Linked DNA regions of Homo sapiens: region 1 is linked to region 2. The links are chromatin contacts, found by Hi-C or POLR2A ChIA-PET in ENCODE. All regions are on one chromosome and are shown on one strand. Each heading gives the region's core, a stretch centred on a gene start or an enhancer-like site at or near the end of the contact. The rest is flanking DNA. Distances are from core to core; before and after follow the strand shown. Region 1 overlaps ZNF710 (zinc finger protein 710). Region 2 overlaps ZNF710 (zinc finger protein 710).

Region 1 (4,378 bases), core at 1,285-3,784, 34 kb after region 2:
ATCGCTACAAAAAAATTTAAACATGGCTAGGCGTGATGGCTCATGCCTGTAATCCCAGCACTTTGCGAGGCCAAGGCGGGCAGATCACCTGAGGTCAGGAGTTCAAGACCAGCCTTGCCAATGTGGTGAAACCCTGTCTCTACTAAAAATACAAAAATTAGCTGGGTGTGGTGGTGGATGCCTGTAATCCCAGCTACTTGGGAGGCTGAGGCAAGAGAATTGCTTCAACCCGGGAGGCAGAGGTTGCAGTCAGCCGAGACCACACCATTGCACTCCAGCCTGGGCAACAGGAGCAAAACTCCATCTCAAAAAAAAAAAAAAAAAAAAAATTTAAACATTAGCCGGGTGTGGTGGCATACACCTATAGTCCCAGCTACTTGGAAGGCTAAGGTGGGAGGAACACCTGAGCCTGAGAGGCTGAGGTTGCAGTGAGCTGAAATCACGATACTGCACTTCAGCCTGGGCAACCAGACTGAGACCCTGTCTCCAAAAAAAAAAAATCATTTTTATAACCCCTGCAAGACCCAAGGAACACAGTTTGAGGATCACTGAAGTATCTTACCCTCCCTATTTTCTAGATGGGAGGACAGAGGCCAGAGAGAGGCCAGGATGCAACAGGGAGGCGTCCTGGCTCAGTGGTCAGAAGTACAGAGGGTGTCCTTTGTTCCTTGTCATTACAAAAGCAAATCAAAACCTGTGACTTCCCTTTAAGAACAGGCTAAATATATTTAATTTTCAAAGCAGAGAAGATGTAAGGAAAAATATTTGTTATGGAAAAGTACAGGTAGTTCTAGAATATGGCTAAACTAGGCACAGTGGCTCGGGAAGGCAGAAATTGAGCAGCACTTTCTAATCTACCATGTCCCTAAACCCAGCCTTGACCCGTACTCCCCTGCCCTCCATTCCCCGCCTTCAGCCACCAGCCTCCCCGCTTTTCAGCCAATATCACCTCCTCTGAGAGGCCCTCATATCCGGGTAGGTGGAATGAGGCCCCTTGGGTCCCACAATCCCACTCTGGTACTTGGCTGCCCCATGGTTTCCACCGAAATCCCACCAACTTTACCCTTCAAAGCTGAATGTACATAGAGCTTCCTCTCCCCATAACGGTGGCCTATGAGTGATACTCCAGGTCAAACTTGTGACCCTGTCTCTCACGGTAGACACTATAGGGAGTTGGGGAGCTGTTAATACCCTGCCAGGCCTAGAAACCAGCAATTTGTAGGTTTCATTGCAGAGGCTCCTGCAGTCAACTGCTAGTAGCTGCCTAAAATGTAATGTCAAGAAAGAGTCTAGCCAGGCATGGTGCTGCACACCTGTAGTCCCAGTTACTCAGGAGGCTGAGGTGGGAAGTTTGCTTGAACCCAGGAGTTTGAGGCTATGATTGCTCCTATTAATAGCCACTGCACTCTAGCCTGGGCAACATAGCAAGACATTTTTTTTTTTTTAAGAAAAAAAAAAAGGAAGAATTCTGGGCTGGATGCAATGGCTAACAGTAATCCCAACACTTTGGGAGGCTGAGGCAGGAGAATCACTTGAGCCCAGGAGTTTGAGACCAGCCTGGCTAACATAGTGAAACCCTGGCTCTACTAAAAATATTTTTTAAAAATAGCTGAGTGTGGTGGTGTGCACCTGTAGTCCCAGCTTGAACCCAGGAGGCAGAGATTCCAGTGAGCCGAGATCACACCACTGTGCTCCAGCCCAGGTGACAGAGCAAGACTCTATCTCAAAAAAAAGAAAAAAATCAAAAAATTAGCCAGGCATGGTGGCACACACCTGTGGTCCAGCTACACATGAGACTGAAGCAGGAGGATTGCTTGAGCCCAGGAGGTCAAGGCTGCAGTGAGCTGTGATTGCGCCACTGCACTCCAGTCTGGGCAACAGAGCAAGACTCTGTCTCCAAAAAGAGAAAAGGATTCTGAAACTGAATCTAGGCTTGGCAATAAAACCCTATGATGGATTGTTAATGTCTGCAAGGAGTGATTGTGCAGGGTGACAGCATATATGCTATATATTTGCCATCTTTCTCCTCTACTGGGGGACTTAAAAATCCCAAGTCCAGGGCCTGGCACAGTGGCTCACGCCTGTAATCCCAGCACTTTAGGAGGCCGAGGCGGGCAGATCACAAGGTCAGGAGTTCGAGGCCAACCTGGCCAACATGGTGAAGCCCCGTCTCTACTAAAAATACAAAAATTAGTTGGGCGTGGTGGTGGGCGCCTGTAGTCCCAGCTACTCGGGAGGCTGAGGCAGGAGAATTGCTTGAACCCGGGAGGCAGAGGTTGCAGTGAGCCAAGACCGTGCCGCTGTACTCTAGCCTGGGCAACAAAAGCAAGACTCTGTCTTAAAAAAAAAAAAAAAATCCCAAGTCCACAGAGTGTTAATACTGTGAAGAAAAGCTGAAAGCAAAAACCAAAGGCTAATAAAACTGGAAATGTCCCTATTATCAGCCTAAATTTGTACAATGTGCACATCATGTGTTTATAAAAGAAACTCCTGAATGGCAGGGCCCCCTGGTGGTCATACACATCTGCGATGTGTCAGGAGGGGGTATACAGCACAAGACACAGTCCCTGCTGCTAAGAGACATAGACACGGGAACCATTAAGTTATAATACAAAGTTTTTATACCAAACAAGCAGTTAAGACAGCAGCTGTGACCACAGACACATGTCCCACTGGGTTCCTACTAAATTACTAACTCATCAAAAAGAAAACAGCTCCCAACTTAAAAAAAATTTCTTTTATTTATTTATTTTTACTCTTTTTTTTTTTTTTTTTGAGACGGAGGCTTACTCTGTCACCCAAGCTGGAGTGCAGTGGTGTGATCTCAGCTCACTGCAACCTCCGCCTCCTGGGTTTAAGCAATTCTACTGCCTCAGCCTCCTGAGTAGCTGGGATTACAGGCGCATACCACGCTCAGCTAATTATTGTATTTTTAGTAGAGATAGGGTTTCACCATGTTGGCCAGCCTGGTCTCGAACTCCTGACCTTGTGATCTGCCCACCTTAGCCTCCCAAAGTGCTGGGATTACAGGCATGAGCCACCGTGCCCGGCCTTTTTCAAATTTTAGAGATAGGGTCTTGCTATGTTGTCCACACTAGTCTTGAGTTCCTGGCCTCAGGTGATCCTCTTGCCTCAGCCTCCCAAAATGCTGGGATTACAGGTGTGAGCCACCGTGCCCAGCCCAGCTCCCAGCTTTTATCCTAATTTTCCTCCATGGATAATAAATTGGACCCCTTTGCACACAACACCCTGTCCTGCTCTGGGAGTGACCTCCAAACCGTAGAAAAGAAAGTTCACAGTCCAAACCAGTGGGTTTTCTCCTGGAATCCATGTCTCCTGGGGGTGAATAGCCCAAAGTCCATCAATGATAAGAATCATCTGGGGGCCCTGTTGAGAATAAAAATTCCTGGGCCCATCCCAGGCCCCATGAATTAGACCCTCCAGGGAGCGGCCTGCAAGGCTGTATGTTGGATGAGAACTACAGGTGGCTGTTATCACCAGGGAAATTAGGAAAACACTTTCAAGAGATGAGTGGATAGGCTCTGGGAGTTTGAGACCCTTCGAAATTCTACATAGACCTAAGTGCCATTTTTGGGGGGGTGTCCATAGCTTCAATCATATTATCAAAAGGGTCTGAACCAAAAAGGCCACCAAGAGACAGCATGGAGGATAAAAACACATACACGTGTCCTTGATCTGATGAAATAGTCCACAGACAGCGGGCAGACCCTGTGTCTTCTTGGCGACAGACCCCTGCCGCCTAGTGTGGTACTGGCTTGGAGCAGGTGCCCGGTAAATGGTTGTTGAATGAATGAATGAATGAGCACACATTTGCCTTAGTGCACTAGTACAGACCTTATGTACACATCCACCCTGGGGGCAGGAGACAGCAGGTATCTGGATCGTTACAGTAAAGCACAGCCTATTTCTATTACTGAAAGGCTTCCTGGAGTAAGTGGCTCTGCCCCCACATTCTTCGGTGGTTTTAAACAAGTGTTACCTATTTTGGAATACCCTCAAAAAGAGACATTTCCCAGAAAGTGTGCCTTTGTGATGCTATGGCCCTGCCCCTACCCGGCTCCCCACAAAGGGTCACTGCCAGAGGCTGTGCCCATTGTGTGGCCCTGACCATCACCCCCCACCCCACAGGGCGTGAAGGAGTTCAAGTGCGAGGTGTGTGGCCGGGAGTTCACCCTACAGGCGAACATGAAGCGGCACATGCTGATCCACACCAGCGTCCGGCCCTACCAGTGCCACATCTGCTTCAAGACCTTTGTACAGAAGCAGACTCTCAAGACCCACATGATTGTACACTCGCCCGTGAAGCCATTCAAATGCAAGGTACCCGGTCATCAGGCCCCGGGGCTGGGACCTCCCC
Region 2 (4,550 bases), core at 1,673-4,172:
GTGTGTGTGTGTGTGTGTGTGTGTGTGTGTGTGTGTGTGTGTATTCTGTGCCTGTGGTGGTGGTGGCCATGGTGTCGGCAGCAGCAGGGTTGTCAGGAAACAACCATCGGTTTCCTGCTGATTAACTCAGTTCCTGGAGGGCCCTCCCTAGCAGCAGGGGAAGCCTGGCAGCTTGGCTGAGCCTCCTCCGGCCTCTGCCTCACCCGCCAGCTCTTCTCACCCCTTCTGAGAGGCCCGCCTGCTCTCCTGCTACCCTAGAGCCCAGGACACCCTTGCAGGCCTTCTGAGCCTTCTTTGTTCTGGCCGTGGGTGGGGCACCCGGCTCCACCTGCCTCAGGTTTTGCCTGCAGGTGCATTTCCTTTGCACACCTGGCGCCTGTTGGGGACTTAGACCTCTTCCACATCGCCCCAAGGTCGGGCTGAAGAGATTTGGATCTTCTGAGTTGCAAGCTCCCAGAAACGATGCTGTTAGGACCCTCTGTTCACTCAGAGAAAGAGGCTTGATGGCCGGAGCCCCAGGGCTTCCCTGCTGGTAGAAGGGGTGTCTGGAGGGCCTCTGCCTTCCGTCATCAGAAGGAGGTTCTAGCAAGGTAAAGAGGCCCGTATAGTACTGGGATTTTGGATCCCTTGAGTGAAGGACCAGGCAGAGAAGGGGAGCACTGCTGGAGGATGTCGGGGGCTGGGCCAGGCTGGGCACAGGCACATGGCCATGGTGATTGACCGCATTTGCCTCACCACTTCACGTGGGGACCTGGCAACCACACAATGGCCCTGGGGCATGGTGTGGGGGCTGAGACATGAGGCAATGGTCTTGGTCTCAAACACCCCAGCTTCCGGCTGCTGGGCGTCACTGACTTGCTGTGGCTTCCTGGCCTGGCTCAGCATTGGCCGTCCGGCTCCTGCAGCAGTGACATCTCCACTCTGGACCCATGAGCCCATCAGCTCTTGGTGGACAGGTTTGCACAGTTGCCCCTGCTGCCTGTGCAGTGAGCTGGCTGCGGAAGGCAGGACTCCCAGGGCTAGGAGGGTATTAGCAGGCTGGCTTTCGGGCCTCAGCACCATCGTGCTTCTTATGTGCCGGGACAGGATCAGGACCATGTTGTGCCTAACATCCGGCAGACCCTGGTAGCTTCTTAAATGATGACACTTTCCAGCACTCACATATCTCATCTGAGTTAGGCCGGGCTCTCTAGCTGGGGCGGGAAGCCCCGCACTTCCTAATACCTGGTGGCTGAGTCAACAACATGGGGACGTGTATTTGGATAGCAAACAGCGATCAGCAGCGGAGCCAGCCTGCTGCCTTCCTGCACCCGCCTTCTAGCAAAAATGTCCTCTGGAAAGGTCAGCCAGGACTGGCTACATAATTTTCAGGACCAGGTGTAAAATGAAAATGCAGGTCTCATGTTTAAAAGTCAGTAAAATTTAAAGAACAGCAGAGCACGAAACCAAATGTGAGCCCTTCCTTCTACACGTGGGGCCCCAGGCAGTGGCACCATTGCATGCCCCCAAGGCAGCCTGGAGTCAGCGTTTCCCAGCCTTGTGAAGTCCTCATGCTTCCAAGGGTGGCAGGATTGGGTCCTCTTTGGTAGAAGAGCTGCTTGGCATCCTGAGACGCACTCGCCCCATCCGGCCCCACAAGCAGCTTTCTCAAGAGCTGGAGTGACTTCCACTTCGAAGCGCAAGCACTTCACCTTCTCCTTTTTGTTCTTCTCTACCCTGTTTCCTTCTTTCTTTGTGAACTCAGAAAGCTTTGAGACTCCCCTCCCGTTCCTCCTTTCTTCCCCTCCACTCTTGCCGCCCGCCCCCCACCCCCTCCGCCTCTGTTTCTCTCTCCCTCTTTCCCTTGCTTTTATCTGGGGGAACCCCTTTCACAGGTTTGCTGTATAACATTTCTCTTCCATTCACTTGGCGCTGTTCGATTTTAATGTTCCTTTGAATGACACCAGGCGAGTGCTCCTTGGGTTTCCGAAGCCTCTCTCTGAAGTGGCTGGAGCCAGCGTCTTCCCCACCGAGGGACGTCCCTTCAGTGGCCTCTGGCTCTGTCCAGATGGTCTCTCCCCATTGGGAGCCTGGAATGAATTCTCATTGTGAGCATTCATCACTCACCACCTCCTCCCCACATTCAGCTGTCAGTCCTACTGGCCGCAGTGGAAAGAAAGCCTGCTCCATTATTTCTAGTGACAGACCTGGCCATCATTCCCAAGGTCTGTGGCTCCCATGCAGGCCTCGAGCTGGGGGTGGGGCAGGGCATGGGAAAGGGTTAAATAGATAAGCCCAAGACACAGTCCTGGCCCCCCTCATCCTCTTCACACAGGAACCAGAAGGGTCTTCAGCAACATGCATGGGATCGTGTTACTTCTGGCTTCCCATGCCTGAGAATGGCATCCAGACATGGCCTTCAAGGCTCTGTCTGCCTCGGTGACCCCATCTCCAGCCACTGTTCCCAGTTCACATCGGGGAATTCTCCGGCCCTCCTAGAGAGGCAGCCCAGGTTGCTAAAGAGGCACTTCAAGCACATTTCAAAGAACGCAAGAATTCTGGAGAGGTGGAGAGCAGGAGAATAGCACAAGCAAGAGCCAGCTCCAGGGTCAGGCTGGAGATGGGAGGTCAGGCATGGTGGGGAGGACGGGAAGTGGGGCTGGGTTCAAAGCCTGGCTCAGCTTGGAGGACCTGGCAGGGGCTCGGGGTGGGGGTGGAGTGTCTCAATCCTGGTGCACACTGGAGTTATTCGAAGGGCTTTTAAAAATTATCAAAGTTGTTCCAGGTTCATTCCCCGGGTGGCCCACACGCTGTTTTTAAGTTTAGCTCTCCAACCCTTCTTCCTGGTTCTCCCCTTCCCTTGGAAGAAAGTCCCTGGTCCAGCCTGGGTGTTGGCACTGGCATTTGCCCTCCCAGGGCCACTGGGACTGGGAATCCCCAGGAGGGCTTTCGAAAGTGTCAGGAACCGCTCCTTCCACTGGGGCTTTTCTCCACTGATGGGAAGGCTGCCTTGCTCAGTCAGCCCCAGGCCCCTGGACAGAAGGAACTAGGGGAGCACTAAGCATAGGTGTCCCTAGAGAGTCAGCTGGAAGGGACCTAGTTCAGAAGAGGAAACTGAGTCTCAGTCACCAGCGAGTACCACCACTGGTGGTACTCAGAGCTTGGGTAGCAGAGCTTGGGCTTTTCAGCCTTGGACACCACCAGCTAGGATGGAGTGAGGGCTGAGCTGGAATGCTTCTGAGGAAATGATCTCTGACCCAAGCATGCCACAATTATGAGAGCATCTTCAGCACTCATAAGCATCGCAGGCTGGATCTCTTTCTCTGACCTTTGGATGTGGGGTGCCAGAATCTGTGCTTAAAGATGAGGGATGTCGGGCTTCTGCCCTCAAAGAACTCTGGATCTCGAGGGAGCAGTGGGCCTAAGCATAGAGTATTCTAATACGGTCGCTAGGCTTCCAGAGCTGTAAGAGACAGGCTTGAGCAGGGAGAGACGAATTCCCCGAGGGAGGCCTTGATGAGGAGGTGAAGAGGCAGTGAGGGTCTGGTGTCTACTCCCCTTTAACCACAGGCCTGGCCTTCCAGCCAGGGTGCTGTACCAAAGTGAGTGCTGGGGCCGCTAAGTGGTGCCCAGGTACTGATTTCCCCTCGACCCGCAGTCGGCTGGGCTGGGTGGGTCTGTGGATGGTTTGGACCAGCCTTGCCCGATTACCCCAGTGTACGGTCCAAATATGATTTTCTATGTGTGCCATGCAGATCAGGAGCACTGTAGCAGGCCCCTCTCTCTATCACCAGTGCATCACTTTCATCATGGAGCAGGTTGGGAAACAAGCCAAAGGCTGGCCCCACAGACACAAAGAATAAGTCACAACTCACCCACGTGGTGTGTTTCCTCCTAACTCTTTAGTTTGAAATTTTCAAACTTGACAGAAAAGTTAAGAACCTTCGTCCAGATTCACTCATTGTTGCCATTTTGCCACGTTTTCTTTATCTCACTCTCTTTCACGTGGTTTTGCTGAGTCATTTGAAAGTGAGTTGCAGACAGCCCACCGTTAAGTACGTCAGCAGGTATCTTTCAGGAGTGTGGACTTCCCCATTTGCAACCACGGTGCCATCATCACACCTAAGAAATTACCACTGTCCAATAATATCCAATCTACAACCCATTCATATTTCCCCAGTTGAACTCCAAAAATGTTTTCGTATGGCTGTTTTCCTGATCCAAAAATCTTCATGCATTACATTTGGGTGTTGCGTTTCTTTACCTTCTTTTAATCTAGAACAGCCTCCCTGCTCTGTGTGTGTGTGTGTGTGTGTGTGTGTGTGTGTGAGACATTGGCTTTGAAGAGTCCAGGAAGGCCAGCTGTGTTACACAATAGATTTGTGTAATCGAATATGTTCAGGTTAAGTTTGCATAGTTTCAAAACTCACCTGATAATTGCTTCATTGTGTCCAGGAAAGTCCTAAGGCAGAGAGGCTATCTCTTTGGCTGTCTGTCCCTGTGTGTGTTGTGGGGCATCCTGTCCAGCCACCCAGAAAAAGCAATGGCTTTGGTAACATGACATGTTATGT

What was found. A loop is a pair of places that touch in the nucleus more often than their neighbours do. ChIA-PET counts read pairs that join two places held with the same protein, here RNA polymerase II (POLR2A). Pooled maps may share reads with other maps.
Region 1: a map of left lung shows a loop between it and region 2 (3-fold over the local background). The contact joins two enhancer-like sites. A Hi-C loop is called at or near these places in 13 of 168 maps with a recorded cell type or tissue (B cell, CD14-positive monocyte, CD4-positive, alpha-beta memory T cell and 10 more), 20 of 37 single-sample maps with no recorded cell type and 20 of 50 pooled maps. POLR2A ChIA-PET finds 5 or more read pairs at or near these places in 16 of 52 experiments (AG04450, B cell, HEK293T and 10 more).

What each region holds. Positions count from the first base shown.
Region 1 is chr15:90,068,922-90,073,299 of GRCh38, forward strand. It overlaps ZNF710 (zinc finger protein 710), which reads left to right. Exons shown (of 5, transcript NM_198526.4): 3 at 4,150-4,341. Among named protein-coding and RNA genes, the nearest start is that of ZNF710-AS1, 11 kb to the right of the region's middle. Within about 2 kb of position 2,535, at least 11 of the 41 ENCODE cell types and tissues checked have a DNase peak (open chromatin) inside an H3K27ac peak, as active enhancers do; they include CD14-positive monocyte and left lung, where a contact is called at or near this core.
Region 2 is chr15:90,034,434-90,038,983 of GRCh38, forward strand. All of the region lies in intron 1 of ZNF710 (zinc finger protein 710), which reads left to right. Among named protein-coding and RNA genes, the nearest start is that of MIR3174, 30 kb to the left of the region's middle. RefSeq lists an enhancer at 3,620-4,139. Within about 2 kb of position 2,923, at least 15 of the 41 ENCODE cell types and tissues checked have a DNase peak (open chromatin) inside an H3K27ac peak, as active enhancers do; they include CD14-positive monocyte and left lung, where a contact is called at or near this core.